Linked DNA regions of Homo sapiens: region 1 is linked to region 2. The links are chromatin contacts, found by Hi-C or POLR2A ChIA-PET in ENCODE. All regions are on one chromosome and are shown on one strand. The core of a region is the stretch at or near the end of the contact, and the rest is flanking DNA. Distances in the headings are between cores, read along the strand shown. Region 1 has its middle 83 kb from the start of LDLRAD4. Region 2 overlaps CEP192 (centrosomal protein 192).

Region 1 (7,381 bases), core at 1,016-3,515, 120 kb before region 2:
TTGATTCTTTGTATTCCACCAACATAAGGACATTTTATTTATTCATTCATTTATTTATTTATTTTGTTGAGACGGGGTCTCACTGTGACCCAGGCTGGAGTGCAATGGCCATCATGGCTCACTGCAGCCTCCTGAGTAGCTGGGACTACGGGCAGCACCACCATGCCTGGCTAGGTTTTAAAATTTTCTGTAGAGCTGAGGTCATGCTATGTTGCCCAGGCTGGTCTCAAACGCCCGGGCTCACATGATTCTCCCGCCTCAGCCTCCCAAAGTGCTGGGATTACAGGCATGAGCCACCACACTCAGCCAATAAATTTTTAAAAAATTATCATTATCACGCCCAACAAAATTAACAGTACTCCCTTAATAACTAACCCCTTGTCAGTTTTTCAATTTCTCTTGTCTCAAAATGTCTTTTGCCAGGTGGCTTGTTCGAGTCAGGATTCAGACTTTGCGGTTGCTTCTGCTGTGTCTCCAAGTCCCTTTTGACCTGGACTCCCTCTTTGGTGACTTCCTGTCTGGTGCTGCAGTTCCTGCGTGCTGAGCACCTCTCCTTGCCCACTCAATCAGCGCCTGAGACAACACTCTGAAAACTGCATACACATACAGAGTCTAGGGGTTGGGGGGTGACCACGTCTTCTTTCTGCCTTGAAGATTAGACACCTGTGTGCTGGAGCAACCAGGATGACCACAAAGCAAGACACACAGGCACCCACACCAGGGCAGGTGACGGCGGCTCAATGCATGGATTCACAGCCGGGCTGCACCCCAGTGCTTGGGCCCGCGGCTCTCCAGGGGCGCCACTTTCTGCCCCTGCCCCGCCAACTCCCACCAAACAACCAAAGGAGCACAACCAAAACAGAACACGGCACTTCCAAACAGCAGATCCTAATCCAGGGCAGCCTAGCCTTGCCTCCCGAGGTACAAGAGCAGGGATTCATGAGACCCCGATGATGTGGCGGCCAGCGATGGCCATCCTTTCTAGGACTCACGGGTCTGAGGCAGGAGAATAGGGTATGGAGGCAGATCACCTAAGGCCGTTTCACGCGGACTTCCTAGAACTATATTGAAAGGAAAACTCTTAACTTTCCACGCCTAAGTAACAAAAGGACCAGAGGTTACTCTTTGCAAACCCCCCACCTTTTCTGTGGGGCCGAAGGGAAACTGGCTGTCCACAACCAATCAGACTGATTGCCACCAGTCTTCCTTTGCATAGAAGTCCAACTTTGTAACTTTCACTTTAGCCTCTTAACGTTAGCTTTTTGCAACCAATCAGATGTTTGCGCAGGAGTGTGACCTTTGTAACTTCACTTCAGCCTCTGGTTGGCTGCTTTCCGCAACCAATCAGACCGATTATGGGCCACCACTTTATTTACATGAAGGGAGCACATGAGTGGCCAATGGGAAACCTCTAGCGGGTATTTGGACCGAGAAGATTGTATAACGCAGCCCTTGAGCCTGCTCAGGCCGCTCCCACACTGTGGAGACTACTTTCGTTTTCAATAAATCCCTGCTTTAGTTGCTTCCTTTTTTCCTTGCTTTGCAGCACGTTTTGTCCAATTCTTTGTTCAAAACGCCAACCTGGACAACTTGCAGTTAGGACCCTCTACCGGTAACACGACCCCTTCCCTTGTATGAGTTCATTTGATGTTCACCACCTACAAGGCCCCAGGGCTAATATGAGCTCTACTTTTCAGATGAGGAAACTGAGGCACAGAGCGGTAAAGTACCATGAGTCTGGTGGACAGACCCTTAAACTCAGGCCGCCCTGCGGCGGTGCCCTTTCTTTACGCCAGAGCGGGGGTGCCGGGACATATATGAGCACCCTGGGGAAGCCCCCAGGAGAAACAGGAAGGACTGGCTTTAGGAGGAGAGGGACGGCAGAGGGTAGGGGGTAGAGGCAAAAAGCCAGGGGCGCAGCGGCGGAGCTCTGGCGCTGGAGCCAAGGTATAGGGGCAGCGGGGCTGCGGCGGGGACCAGCCTCCCCAGCCGGGCCTCCTCCCCACCTGCGCTTCTGTGCATCGGAAGTGGGCTCGCTCCGTTGCCCCCTTCCGCCTCCAACCCCTGAAAAGCAAGACGAGGCTGAGCTCGGAGCACCGAACTGCCCCCAGAGCGCCCGGCCGCCCCCACAGCTCGCGCCGAGCGCGGACTCCCCAAGCCAGACGTTTCCTCCTGAGGTCCCCCCGCAGAGGGGTCGCCATTCCTGCTTTTGCCTGCGCCGCGAAAGCGGGCTGTTTTCGCCTCCGTCCGCCCCGCGTGGACTCGCCAGCAGCGCCGCCTCCCACCGCGACCGCAGCCTCGGCCCAGCCGCCACAGCAGTTGTCTCGATCCGGATTTCTCCTAGGCCGGCGCCTCTTGGTGCTGCCTGGGAACCCCGCAGACGCGCGCCTCAGGACCCCTGAAACACGCGCCGGCGGGGACCCCCAGTTCTGCACCCGCAGTCACGAGGCCCCGCCAGGGTGGCGACGGTTCGCTTCTGCCCGGGCCTCCCCTGTGGCTCCGAGCGCGGAGGGGAAGGTGCGGGCACCCCACTCCCTGGGGGGACTGGACTCCGTACACACGCGCCGGGCCTCGCGCCCCGAAAGGAGGCTCTGGGGCCGCCCCGCTCCTCTGGGCATTTTCTGGCACCGAAAGTGCGGAGCGAGCCCCCCAGCCGAGCACGGCTGACTAGGTTTCCCTGGCACAGGCTGCAGGCTGCTTGCCCGGCGCTGACTCCTTTCCCAGCGACTCCCGAGGGGCGGCTGTCCTCTTGCTCGGAGCCGGCGTCCCCAGCAGCGCGCCCAGGCCCTCCGTGTGGCCCGCTCATTCCCGCGGCCCGCCGGGCCGACTCCGCCGACGGCCCATGCAGACGGCCTCAGGCCCGGCGATCTGGTATTCACAGCGCAAAATGGCATTTGAATATTCATTGTGCGCATGCAGCATTTTCCAGAGAACACACAAAGATCTCTCACCACAATTATCTTGCTCCAGCTTTAAAATATTAGCTGTCACTTCTTTCACGAATCTTGTGAGAAAGTAAAGTCTTTTTTTCTTAAATTCTTTTTCCCTTGAACGCAATTACCACCTCATTCATGGCTCTTTGTGGCCACCTAATCTTGGGATTATGCCAGTGACATGACCACAAAGCAGCATGACTGACGTACCTGACAGCTCTGGCTGGTGACACGGCGGCCACAGTGAGAGGCAGCCTTTGTGGAATGAGTTCCACTGCCGCCCGCCTCGCAGGGAAGCCGGGCAGGAAGGTGTAGCCGAGAGCCGCCAGGGGACCATCCCCACCCGCGGGGACGCTTGCTTTTAACTCGAGGGCCCTGCGCACTGAGGAGCAAGGATGCCGGGGCACACCCACCTGATTCCCCCATTGTTGCCCAACATAAAACGTCTGCACCCCCATTTGGTTTGTGACTATACAGTAAAGCAACCAGGTCTGGGGACTTGGGTCCCACGGTGGAGGCCCTAGTCAGCCTTCCCCAGGCCCTCCCCACGACCGCCCTAGCCCGGTACCAATGCAAGCCCTGTGCAGCCACGCCAAGTGCAGGCACAACACAACACGTGCTGGCAGCAGATCCACTCAATTGTGCATGCACCCGGCCCCATGAAGACCCCACACTTTTGATTCCAGCTTAGCACATGGGAACTTACCTGGGATCAGCCATTCACAGGGCTTCACTAGCTTCTGGTGTGTTGGGTTGGTTATATTCTCTGACTTTCGTTCTCTCCTCCACCTTCTCTTTTCAGACCACAGAAATAATACATATTATTCAAAAATCAAACGTGATAGACATAACGTGAACAATAAACATCCTGCCATCCGCCTTCCCAAAGGCACCCTGCTTTCTCTGCCTGCAGATGTTCCCTGAAGTGTTCTTGGTGCACCTGCATCCAACATGAGTAATTTTCCTTACAGAAAAGGATCACACTATACATACTGTTTACACCTTTTTAATTTTATTCTCTTGGTCATCTTTGCATGATTAACATATTTTAGTAACTGATCTTTAATCAGTTTTAGGGGTAGCCTCAGGCTTAGGCTCTGGAAGGGAACTGGCACATCACCCTCCTTAGCACCCAAGAAAACAATGGCCTTCTTCATGGTCTAAATAACTGGAAACATTTAAAACCAATTAGGTGGCTTAAGATTGCTATTAAACTAACAGAAAGAGGGAAAAACATTTGTCGTGCAATACAGTAACCAGCAGCCACACCACCGAAAGTATCCAAGCAAGAGCGGGTGCTGGACAGCAGCCCTGAGCTAAAACCTGAGAGATGACAGGGTGCTGGCAGCCCTCGCTCACTCTTGGCGCCTCCTCGGCCTCAGCGTCCACTCTGGCTGCGCTTGAGGAGCCCTTCAGCCCGCCGCTGCACTGTTGGAGCCCCTCTCTGGGCTGGCCGAGGCCGGAGCCGGCTCCCTGTGCTTGTGTGGAGGTGTGGAGGGAGACGCGTGGGCGATACTGGGGCTGTGCGCTGCGCTCGTGGGCCAGCACGCGTTCCGGGTGGGCGTGGGCTTGGCGGCCCTGCACTCGGAGCGGCCGGCCTCGGGCAGTGAGGGGCTTAGCACCCAGGCCAGCAGCTGCAGAGGGTGCACCGGGTCCCCCAGCAGTGCTGGCCCGCCGGTGCTGCACTCGAATTCTCACGGGGCCTTAGCTGCCTCCTCGCAGGGCAGGACTCGGGACCTGCAGCCCCCCATGCTCGAGCCTCCCCCCTGCCGTGGGCTCCTGCGCAGCCGAGCCTCCCGGACGAGCGCCGCTCCCTGCTCCGTGGCGCCCTATCCCATCAACCGCCCAAGGGCTGAGGAGTGCGGGGCGCAGGGCGCGGGACTGGCGGGCAGTTCCACCTGCGCCCCACTGTGGGATCCACTAGGTGAAGCCAGCTGGGCTCCTGAGTCTAGTGGGGACTTGGAGAACCTTTATGTCTAGCTAAGGGATTGTAAATACACCAGTCAGCACTCTGTGTCTAGCTTAAAGTTTGTAAACACACCAATCAGCACCCTGTGTCTAGCTCAAGGTTTGTAAATGCACCAATCAGTGCTCTGTGGGGACTTGGAGAACTTTTGTGTCTAGCTCAGGGATTGTAAACACACCAATCAGCACCCTGTCAAAACGGACCAATCAGCTTTCTGTAAAACAGACCAATCAGCTCTCTGTAAAATGGACCAATCAGCAGGATGTGGGTGGGGCCAGATAAGGGAATAAAAGCAGGCTGCCCGAGTCAGTAGTGGCAGCCCACTGAGGTCCCCTTCCAGGGTGTGGAAGCTTTGTTCTTTTGCTGTTTGTAATAAATCTTGGCTGCTGCTCACTGTTTGGGTCTGCACTGCTTTTATGAGCTGTAACACTCACCGTGAAGGTCTGCAGCTTCACTCCTGAGCCAGCGAGACCACAAACCCACCAGAAGAAAAAAACTCCGAACACATCCGAACAAACCCCGGACACACTGCCTTTAAGAACTGTAACACTCACCACGGGAGTCCACGGCTTCATTCTTGAAGTCAGTGAGACCAAGAGCCCACCAATTCCGGACACAAAACGACCACAGAAATCTGTCCAGGTCTTTTTCTCACAGAGGACCTCCAAGGTGACCAGCCCAGAAGATAACTACATTGTTTTGCTTGCTCAGCTTCCGTTTTCTCACGGTGTACACCAAATTAGAACACACTTCGTGTGCAAAGCTGACATTCCTGTGTGAAGCTACCTGGCTATTCTGACAACTCATATGCTGTGCTGGTGAGAGAAAATTTCAGTTTTGTTTCTAATTGGAAATGAGTAACTGAAATTGTTCTCCCATATTTTTTTCTGGGACTCTGTTTTATTTCTACATGTGATTCACCTGGAAGATATTTTGGGCTAACCCATCTCTTTCTCACTGAAGTGTTGCCACTTACCATCTAAATTTCTGTGTGTATTTGGGTCTTTCTGGATTCCATTCTGTTTCACTGATCTTTTCATAAGCCAGTCTCACCCAGGCTGCTTTAATTACTGTTAGGACTGCATGTGGCTCCACGAGTTTCCACTGAGAGAAGACCTGGGATTCCAGCAGGCAGAGGCTGACATACAAGCTTAGTTGTTGCCATGTTTCTTCGTAATAGCTTCCCTCCTGAATTAAACCCAACCACAAAACGTGGCAGAAATGGACCACCAGCAGAAGATGACACATGTGAATCCTGAGGACTGGTCTCTTCCAGAGAGAAAGCCTAGGACGAGGTGGAGGCTCCCACCATTTCTTCGAGGGAGCACACATTTCCTCACCTTGATGTCAGCACCAGGAGGCTGACAGTGACATCCTGTGTGGTGGGCCCGGGAGAACCAGATGCCATCACTCTCCCTCTGCAGCACATCCTGGCTGTCCTGTTGGCACCACCATGCCAACCTAAGAACCAGTTTTCTACTTGAATCAACACCTTGTAGCTATCATTATTGGAATGGCATTAAATGTAGAAATTGGTTTAGGGAGAATTGACAGCTTTAGTTATTGTTATCTTCTACTTTAACACAAAATATGCGTTCCTCATAAGCTTCACAGTCCCAAGGTAAAATCGGGCTAATGGGTAAAGGAGAGTTTGGGGCTCACTACTCAAAATCTATGCAACTTTGTAACTAACACCAAGAAGAATTGGGCCAAAGCGGTAGCTCATGCTTGTAATCCCAGCACTTTGGGAGGCCAAGTTGGAAGGATTCATTGAGCCCAGGAGTTTGAGACCAGCCTGGGCAACATAGCAAGACCCCTTCTCTACAAAAAATACAAAAATCAGCCAGGTGTGGTAGTGCACCCCTGTAGTCCCAGCTACTAGAGAGGCTGAGGAGGATGGATCACTTCAGCCCAGGAGTTCAAGGTCACAGTGAGCTATGATCGTGCTACTGCACTCCGGCCTGGGTCACAGAGTGAGATCCTGTCTCTCAAAAAAAAAAAAAATAAGGAAAAATTGCCATACCAACCCTCATAAAATTCTGGCACAGTTAAAAAGACATGTAAAATCTTAATATAGATATATGCTAAATGCAGGGTGTTTTTGTTTTTGTTTTGTTTTGTTTTTTAAGATGGAGTCTCACTCTGTCTCCCAGGCTGGAGTGCAGTGGCACGATGTTGGCTCACTGCAAGCTCCACCTCCCAGGTTCACGCCATTCTCCCACCTGAGCCTCCCAAGTAGCTGGGGACTATAGGCGCCCAGCACCACACCCGGCTAATTTTGTTTTTGTATTTTTAGTAGAGACGGCATTTCACCGTGCTAGCCAGGATGGTCTCAATCTCCTGACCTCGTGATCCAACCCCCTCGGCCTTCCAAAGTTCTGGGATTACAGGTGTGAGTCCGGCCAGCTAAATGTAGGATTTAAACAAAGGACAGGCCACGCTCAGACCCAGTGACGGCAGGGATGGGCAGCTGGGCCACTAT
Region 2 (7,119 bases), core at 3,346-5,845:
AACAGATCCAGCGAGAAGAAATTCAATAACAACACAGTTGAACTCAACACTAACAATCAACTAGATATAATGGACATCTATGGAATACTTCACCCAAAAACTGCAGAATACACATTCTTCTTATCAGAAAAAAACTCACGAAATAGATACAATTTGAGTAGGCCCCTATCTGATAAAGAAATTAAGGCAATAATGAATAACCTTCCAAAATAGAATGCACCATGCCCAGATAGGTTCAACAGTGAATTCCACCAAACAAGGAAAACATTATACTAATTCTCTACAACCTTTTTCAGAAAATAGCAGAGGGAATACTTACTAACAGATTCTATGAAGTCAGCATCAACCTAATACCCAAACTAAAGACATCACAAAAAAATAAAACTACTGACCAATTTCTCCCATAAACACAGATTCAAAGCTCCTCTACAGAATATTAGAAAATCAAATCAAATATTATATAAAAAGAATTATACATCATAACCAAGGAGATCCCAGGTATGCAAGCCTGGTTCAACAATCAAAAATCAATTTACAGACTACAAAAAAAACAAAATCATGCGATCATATCAATAGCTGCAAAAAAAAAAAAAATTGACAAAAATCTAACACCCATTCATGATAAAAATTCCCAGTAAACTAGAGAGAGAAACATTCTCAACTTGATAAAAATAAAATAAGTTAAAAAACCTATAGCTAGCATCATACTTAATAGTAAGAAGCTAGAAGCCTTTCCACTAAGATCAGAAATAAGGCAAAGATGTCTCCTCTCACCACTACTTTTCAACATCATACTATAAGTCCTAGCTAATGCAATTAAGACACGAAAAGGAAATAAAGTGTATATAGATTGGGAGGAAATAAAAACTGTCTTTAAGTCCTATCTAATGCAATAAGACAAGAAAAGGAAATAAAATGTATATAGATTGGGAAGAAATAAAAACTGTCTTTGTTTGTAGATGACATGATTATCTATGCAGAAAATCCAAAAGAACTGACAAAAAAATTCCTGGAACTAATAAAAGATGACAGCATACATGTTTATTATATAAAAGTTAACTGCTTTCCTATACACTAGCAATGAACAAGTAGAATTTGAACTTTAAAACAATACTATCTACATTAACACCCCCACATATGAAATAAGTTAGGTATAAATCTAACAAAATATATATAACATCTATGTGCTAGAAAACTACAAAACTCTGAGAAAGAAATAAAAGAAAACCAAATAAATAGAGAGATATTCAATGTTCATGGATAGGAAGACTCAACACTGTCAAAATGTCAGTTCTTCCCAACTTCACCTATACATTCAATTTAATACCAATCAAAATCCCAGCCAAGTTCTGAATTTGGATACTGACAAACTGATTCTAAAGATTACACAGGCTGGGCATGGTGGCTCATGCCTGTAATCCCAGCACTTTGGGAGGCAGAGGCGGGTGGATCGTTTGAAATCAGAAGTTTGAGACCAGTCTGGCCAACATGGTGAAACCTCATCTCTACTAAAAATACAAAAATTAGCTGGGCATGGTGGCGTACACTTGTAATCCCAGCTACCTGGCAGGCTGAGGAGAGAGGATCGCTTGAACCCAGAAGGTGGAGGTTGCAGTGAGCCAAAATCATGTTACTGCACTCCAGCCTGGGTGACAGAGAGAGACTCCGTCTCAAACAATAAAAAGAAAAATTAAAAAAAAAAATAAAGTTTACACAAAGAGGCAAAAGACCCAGAATAACCAACTCAATCTTGAAAAATAAGAATAAAGTGAGAAGACACTGTCCAATTTCATTACTTAATAAAGCTGCAGTAATCAAGACAGTGATGTAATGGTGAAAGAACAAACAGATCAGCAGAATAGAGATTCTAAAAACTGACCCACATAAATATAGTCAAACTAATCTTTGACAAAGGAACAATGGCAACACGATGAAGCAAAGATAGTCTTTTCACAAATGGTGCTGGAACAATTGGATATTTATATGCAAAAAAATGAATCTCAAAAAAGACATTACACCTTTCACAAAAATTAACTGAAAATGGATGACAGACCTAAATGTAAAATGCAAAACTATAAAACTCCTAGAAGATAACAATGGAGAAAAATCTAGAAGGTACAAGATCAGCACACAAAAATCAGATGTTTCTAAACACCAGCAATAAACAATCCAAAATGTAAATTAAGAAAGCAATTCCATTTACAATAGCATCTAAAAGACGAAAGTACTTGGGAATAAATCTAATCAAGGAAGTGAAAGACATACTGAAAGCTACAAAACACTGTTTAAAGAAAGAAGACCTAAAGACCTAAACGGACACACATCCTGTGTCTTCATGAATATGAAGACTTAACACTGCAAAGGTATCAATACTACCCAAAGTGACCTGTAGATTCAACAAAATCCCTCTCAAAATTTCAACAGCCTTTTCTAAAGAAACGGAAAAGCTGATCTTCAAATTCATATGGAATTGCAAAGGGCCTCAGCCAAAAAAATCTTGAAAAAGAAGAATTAAGTTGAAGGATGAAGGACTAACACTTCCCAATGTCCTACAAAGATATAGTGATTAAAGCAGTGTGGTACTGTCAAAAAGACAGACAAATAGACCAATGGGCTAGAGAAGCCAGAAATAAACCCTCACATACATGATAAATTGATTTCTGACAAAAGTGCCAAGACCATTCAATGGAGAAAGAACAGCCTTTTTAATAAATGGTGCTGAGAAAATTTAATATCCACATGCAAAAGAATGATGTTAGTTAGACCCTTACCTAACACTATATATAAAAATAAACTCGAAACAAATCAACAATCGTTTTCTTTTTCCCTTTTTTCTTTTTCTTTCACAAAGTCACAGATTAACAATCTAAATGTAAGAGCTAACTCTATAAAACTCTTAGAATAAAACAGGAAAATCTTCATGACATTGAATTTGACAACAATTTCATAGCTATAACAACAAAAGCACAGGTAGCAATATAAAAATAGATCACACTACATCATAATTTAAAATTTTTGCACGTGAAAGGACAATATCAAGAAAGTAAAAGACAACCTACAGAATGGGAGGAAAATTTGCAATTCATACATTTGGTAAGGACTTAATATCCAGATGACATAAAGAACTCTACAATTCAACAACAACAAAAAAACTCAATTAAAAAGTGGGCAAAGGCCTTAAATGAACAATTCCCCAAGGAAGACATACATGAAAAGAAGCACATAAAAAGATGTTCAATATCACTGTCATCAGGGAAATGCAAATCAAAACCACAATGAGATACTACTTCATACTCATTAGGATAACTATAATTTAAAAAGGGAAAAAAGTAAAGAGTGTTAAATAGGATGTGGAAAAATTGGAATCCTAGTGTTTTGTTGGTGGATGTAAACTGGTGCAGCTGCTGTGAAAAACACTATGGCAGTTCCTCAAAACATTAAACACAGAATTACCATATGACCCAACAATTTCACTCCTACATATATATCCAAACAAACTGAAAGCTAGGACTCGAACAGGTATTTGTATACTGATGTTCACGGCAGCATTACACTCAAAAGCCAAAAGACAGAAACACCCAAGTGTCCACAGAAGGATGAGGGGATAAATAAAATGTGGTATATATAATAGAACATTATTCGGCCATAAGAAAAAATGAAATGTTGATATATGCTACGACATGAACAGACCTTGAAAACATCACGCTTAATAAAATAAGCCAGACACAGAAGGCCAAATATTGTATGATTTCACTTATATGAGGTTACCCAGAGTGGGCAAATTCATAGAGACAGAAAGTAGAATGGTAGCTGCCATGAGTTGGAAGGCAGGAGGGAACTGAGGTTTGTTGTTTAATGGGTAGAGTTTGTTTTACAAGATGAAGAGTCCTGAAGATTGGCTGCACAATGTAAATGTACTTAACATTATTGAACTGTACACTTAAAAATGATTAAGATAGTAGCTGGGTGTGGTGGCTCACTCCTGTAATCCCAGCAATTTGGGAAGTCAAGGTGGGCAGATCACTTGAGGCCAGGAGTTTGAGACCTGCCTGACAAACATGGTGAAACTCCATCTCTACTAAAAATACAAAAATTAACCAGGTGGTGATGTGCGCCTGTAATCCCAGCTACTTGGGAGGCTGAGACAGGAGAATTGCTTGAACCTGGGAGGCAGAAGTTGCAGTGAGCTGAGATCACGCCACTGCACTGGGTGACAGAGTGAGACTGTCTCAAAAAGAAAAAAAAAAAAGATTAAGATAGTAAATTTTATATGTATTTTACAAGTTAAAATTTAAATTAAAAATATATTTAACATGTACAAAATAGAGATGCACAGAATAAAGCAAAAAAGCAAGCATTATTTTAATCAGTACTGGACAAGTGGGTCTAAGTGAGAAAAAATTAACCTACATGCAAAATTCAAATCACAGTTTATAAAACTATAATAACACTATTTAAAAAGGGCATAATGAATAGGTATGAGTCAGAAATGACTACCAAGCTTCAGGCACAGGAGAAACGGGGTACTATTAACAAACAGAAAAAACTGAAACAATGAAAAACAAACATGTTTGAGCAAGGTAAAAGATCCGTTTGCTTTTTCATGTAATGACTGGACACTGGGCTAAAGAACTTTCCAAATGACTAATCTAAATGCAAGTCAATAAATATTTAAATGCAAGAAAATGTATATAATTGTATGATACTTATAAACATATCGAAAAATTATCAGTAGTGAGTACTTTTTCTGTATTTTTCAGAAGTCAACAGTTACTGTTTCTTTGAAAAAAACTGATATCATATAAACACAAAAGACCCCTTATTCCTTTTTTTATAGGAAATCTAAGAAAAATGCATAACTTACACTGTTAAGATCTGGAACAATACCCTTCAAATTTTCTATTTCTTTCTCAGTTCCCCAAGTACCAGAGGAAAATGGTAACATACCATCTGTGTACCTTCTACTATCTCCAGTACCTATAGAATTACCTGAAAAAATAAAGAAAAATGTTAAAGGAGCCACATCAAATCTGAGTAATCTAACATAATAACTGATTCTTGCCAGTCAAATTATTTTATGTAACCCTAATACTTAGCACTCCTATGACAAATTTAGCCATTTTCGTAGAGAGAAAATAAGCAACAGTAAGAGGCAATAATAAACATGATAAACTGCTACCATACCCAAAGAATTCATATTTAATTATCAATGTCTGGATAGAATACAATTATTTGTAATATTCAATCCAAGAAATATATACTACGGTATTTCTAGTAACACTAATTTACTCAGCTATTATTAAAAGCTCTTTTGAAAAGTTTTAGACTGTCTAAAGACCTGAGGGACTAGAAGAGTTAATATATGCTAAATCATACCAGAGAAATATTTTTTTTTTAAAAAAAGTAAAGTCAAAACTAGAACTTAAGAACAAAAGAATCATATTTCTATACTTACTAGTCCCAGGTAGACAAATAACTTGGCTTTCCTCAGACTCTTTGTGAGTTGTTTCAGAAGAGTGTGAGTCGAGGGAAATCAGAGAGCTGTTATTTTCTGATTGAAACTTGCAGTTTAAGCTACCGTTTTCATTTGCCTGTTGAAAGAATATCTTAGCTGTATTAATCTTTTAAATTAAAATGAAATATTTTGAGGGAGAAAATGTGGCTTTACTGAAGGATGCCAGAAAATAAGTGTAGAAGGAATTAGAAAAATCGCCATTGTCACCACGAGAGTAATCAATATTTCCAAGAGTCAGCAAGGACACTGAAACCAGCTAGTGAAGAGTTGCCGGGGAATAAGATGATCAAAGGGCTGATATCTCATCCCACAGATGACTTATTAATAACGAAGGGGAAAAGCTACCTTCACAAGGAGACATCCAGCTGACATCACCTTAGCCAAAATTATCAAAAACAGTATCACCAATTGTGGGAGAGATAAACGTCTCCCGGTGTAGGGCAATGAGAAGTACACAACACTGCTTGGTTTACTATGAATCCATTCATGAGAAACTGTTTAATCTGTATTCTTGCCAAAACGTTTAATCTAATCTAGTCAGGAGAGAAAACAGATTATGGTTATTTTTCCCTCCTGACTAGATTACAGTTCACTCTACAAAACAAAGGGCCTAGATTTTGCAAAATAGATCACGTCATGAAAGAACTACTCCAAATTAAAAGAGAATAAAGAGACAGGACAACCAAAGGCAAGGTTAATCTTTGATTAAATTGTAGATAAAAAATAGTAAGAATAAAGGATATTCTGGGGATTATTGGGTAAATGTGAACATGGACTGTACAGTAATTTAAATTATTATATCAAAGTTAGGTAACAGAATTGTGGTTATGCAGGAAAATGTCCTTATCTACAAAAGATAAATGCTGAAGTATTCGAGTGAAATGTCATACTCTCTGTGACTTACTTTCAAATGATTCAGAGAAGAAAGTATTTATGGAGAGAGAAAGAAAATGCAAAGGTGGCAAACTTTAGCAATTGGTTAACTGGAGGAAGAGGGTGTAGATGTCCATTGTGTTACTCCTTTAATTTTCTGTAGGTGAGGGAAAGGTACCAAGAAGGAAGAAAGGGTAGGCATTTCTTATCAATTCATACCTCGGAAACACAGAGTCCAAAGAAAAGTCCAAAGTCCAAAGGCTTACATTTCATGTGAACATCCAAGGAGACCAATAGTAATTTTCTAATGTCAAATTTCTGAAAAATCATAAAGACTGGAACACACCTGTCTAAGACCATTTGTAGGTAACTTAAAACCTTTTTCTGGAGGTTCTGGTCCTTCTAGGTCTTCATATATCATTCCTGGAATTGCCAGTTGTTCAAAATAAGCCTCCAAATGATCATCATAAAACATTTCATCATCAATATCATCATCTATTGATAAAATCGAGAAAAAACAGGACATGCTTTAAAGTAGTGACTAAGCAATAATTTGTAATTAAAAAGGCCGATAAGACATAAATGAGTCAATGGACTAAGATTTTGGTGTCTTTTTTGTTTGACATGAGAAAACTATTGTAACTTCAGTCAATTATAAACCATTATGAACATTTTAATACAAGATAAATATTTAACCTCTTTGAGAAGACAGGACAGAAACAGACCCTGGC

What was found. Hi-C counts contacts between places; a loop is a spot of excess contacts on that map. ChIA-PET counts read pairs that join two places held with the same protein, here RNA polymerase II (POLR2A). Pooled maps may share reads with other maps.
Region 1: a loop to region 2 is called in a map of ovary, with 2.3 times the contacts of the local background. The contact joins two enhancer-like sites. A Hi-C loop is called at or near these places in 1 of 168 maps with a recorded cell type or tissue (ovary), 1 of 37 single-sample maps with no recorded cell type and 3 of 50 pooled maps. POLR2A ChIA-PET finds 5 or more read pairs at or near these places in 3 of 52 experiments (PC-3, activated CD8-positive, alpha-beta memory T cell and activated T-cell).

Annotation. Positions count from the first base shown.
Region 1 is chr18:13,132,100-13,139,480 of GRCh38, reverse strand. No RefSeq gene overlaps it. Among named protein-coding and RNA genes, the nearest start is that of LDLRAD4, 83 kb to the left of the region's middle. RefSeq lists enhancers at 1,177-1,471, 1,480-1,529, 2,644-3,222, 3,223-3,802 and silencers at 2,560-2,679, 2,750-2,799. Within about 2 kb of position 2,265, at least 27 of the 41 ENCODE cell types and tissues checked have a DNase peak (open chromatin) inside an H3K27ac peak, as active enhancers do.
Region 2 is chr18:13,016,952-13,024,070 of GRCh38, reverse strand. It overlaps CEP192 (centrosomal protein 192), which reads right to left. Exons shown (of 45, transcript NM_032142.4): 7 at 6,735-6,883; 8 at 5,456-5,591; 9 at 4,865-4,989. Among named protein-coding and RNA genes, the nearest start is that of CEP192, 29 kb to the right of the region's middle. Within about 2 kb of position 4,595, at least 3 of the 41 ENCODE cell types and tissues checked have a DNase peak (open chromatin) inside an H3K27ac peak, as active enhancers do.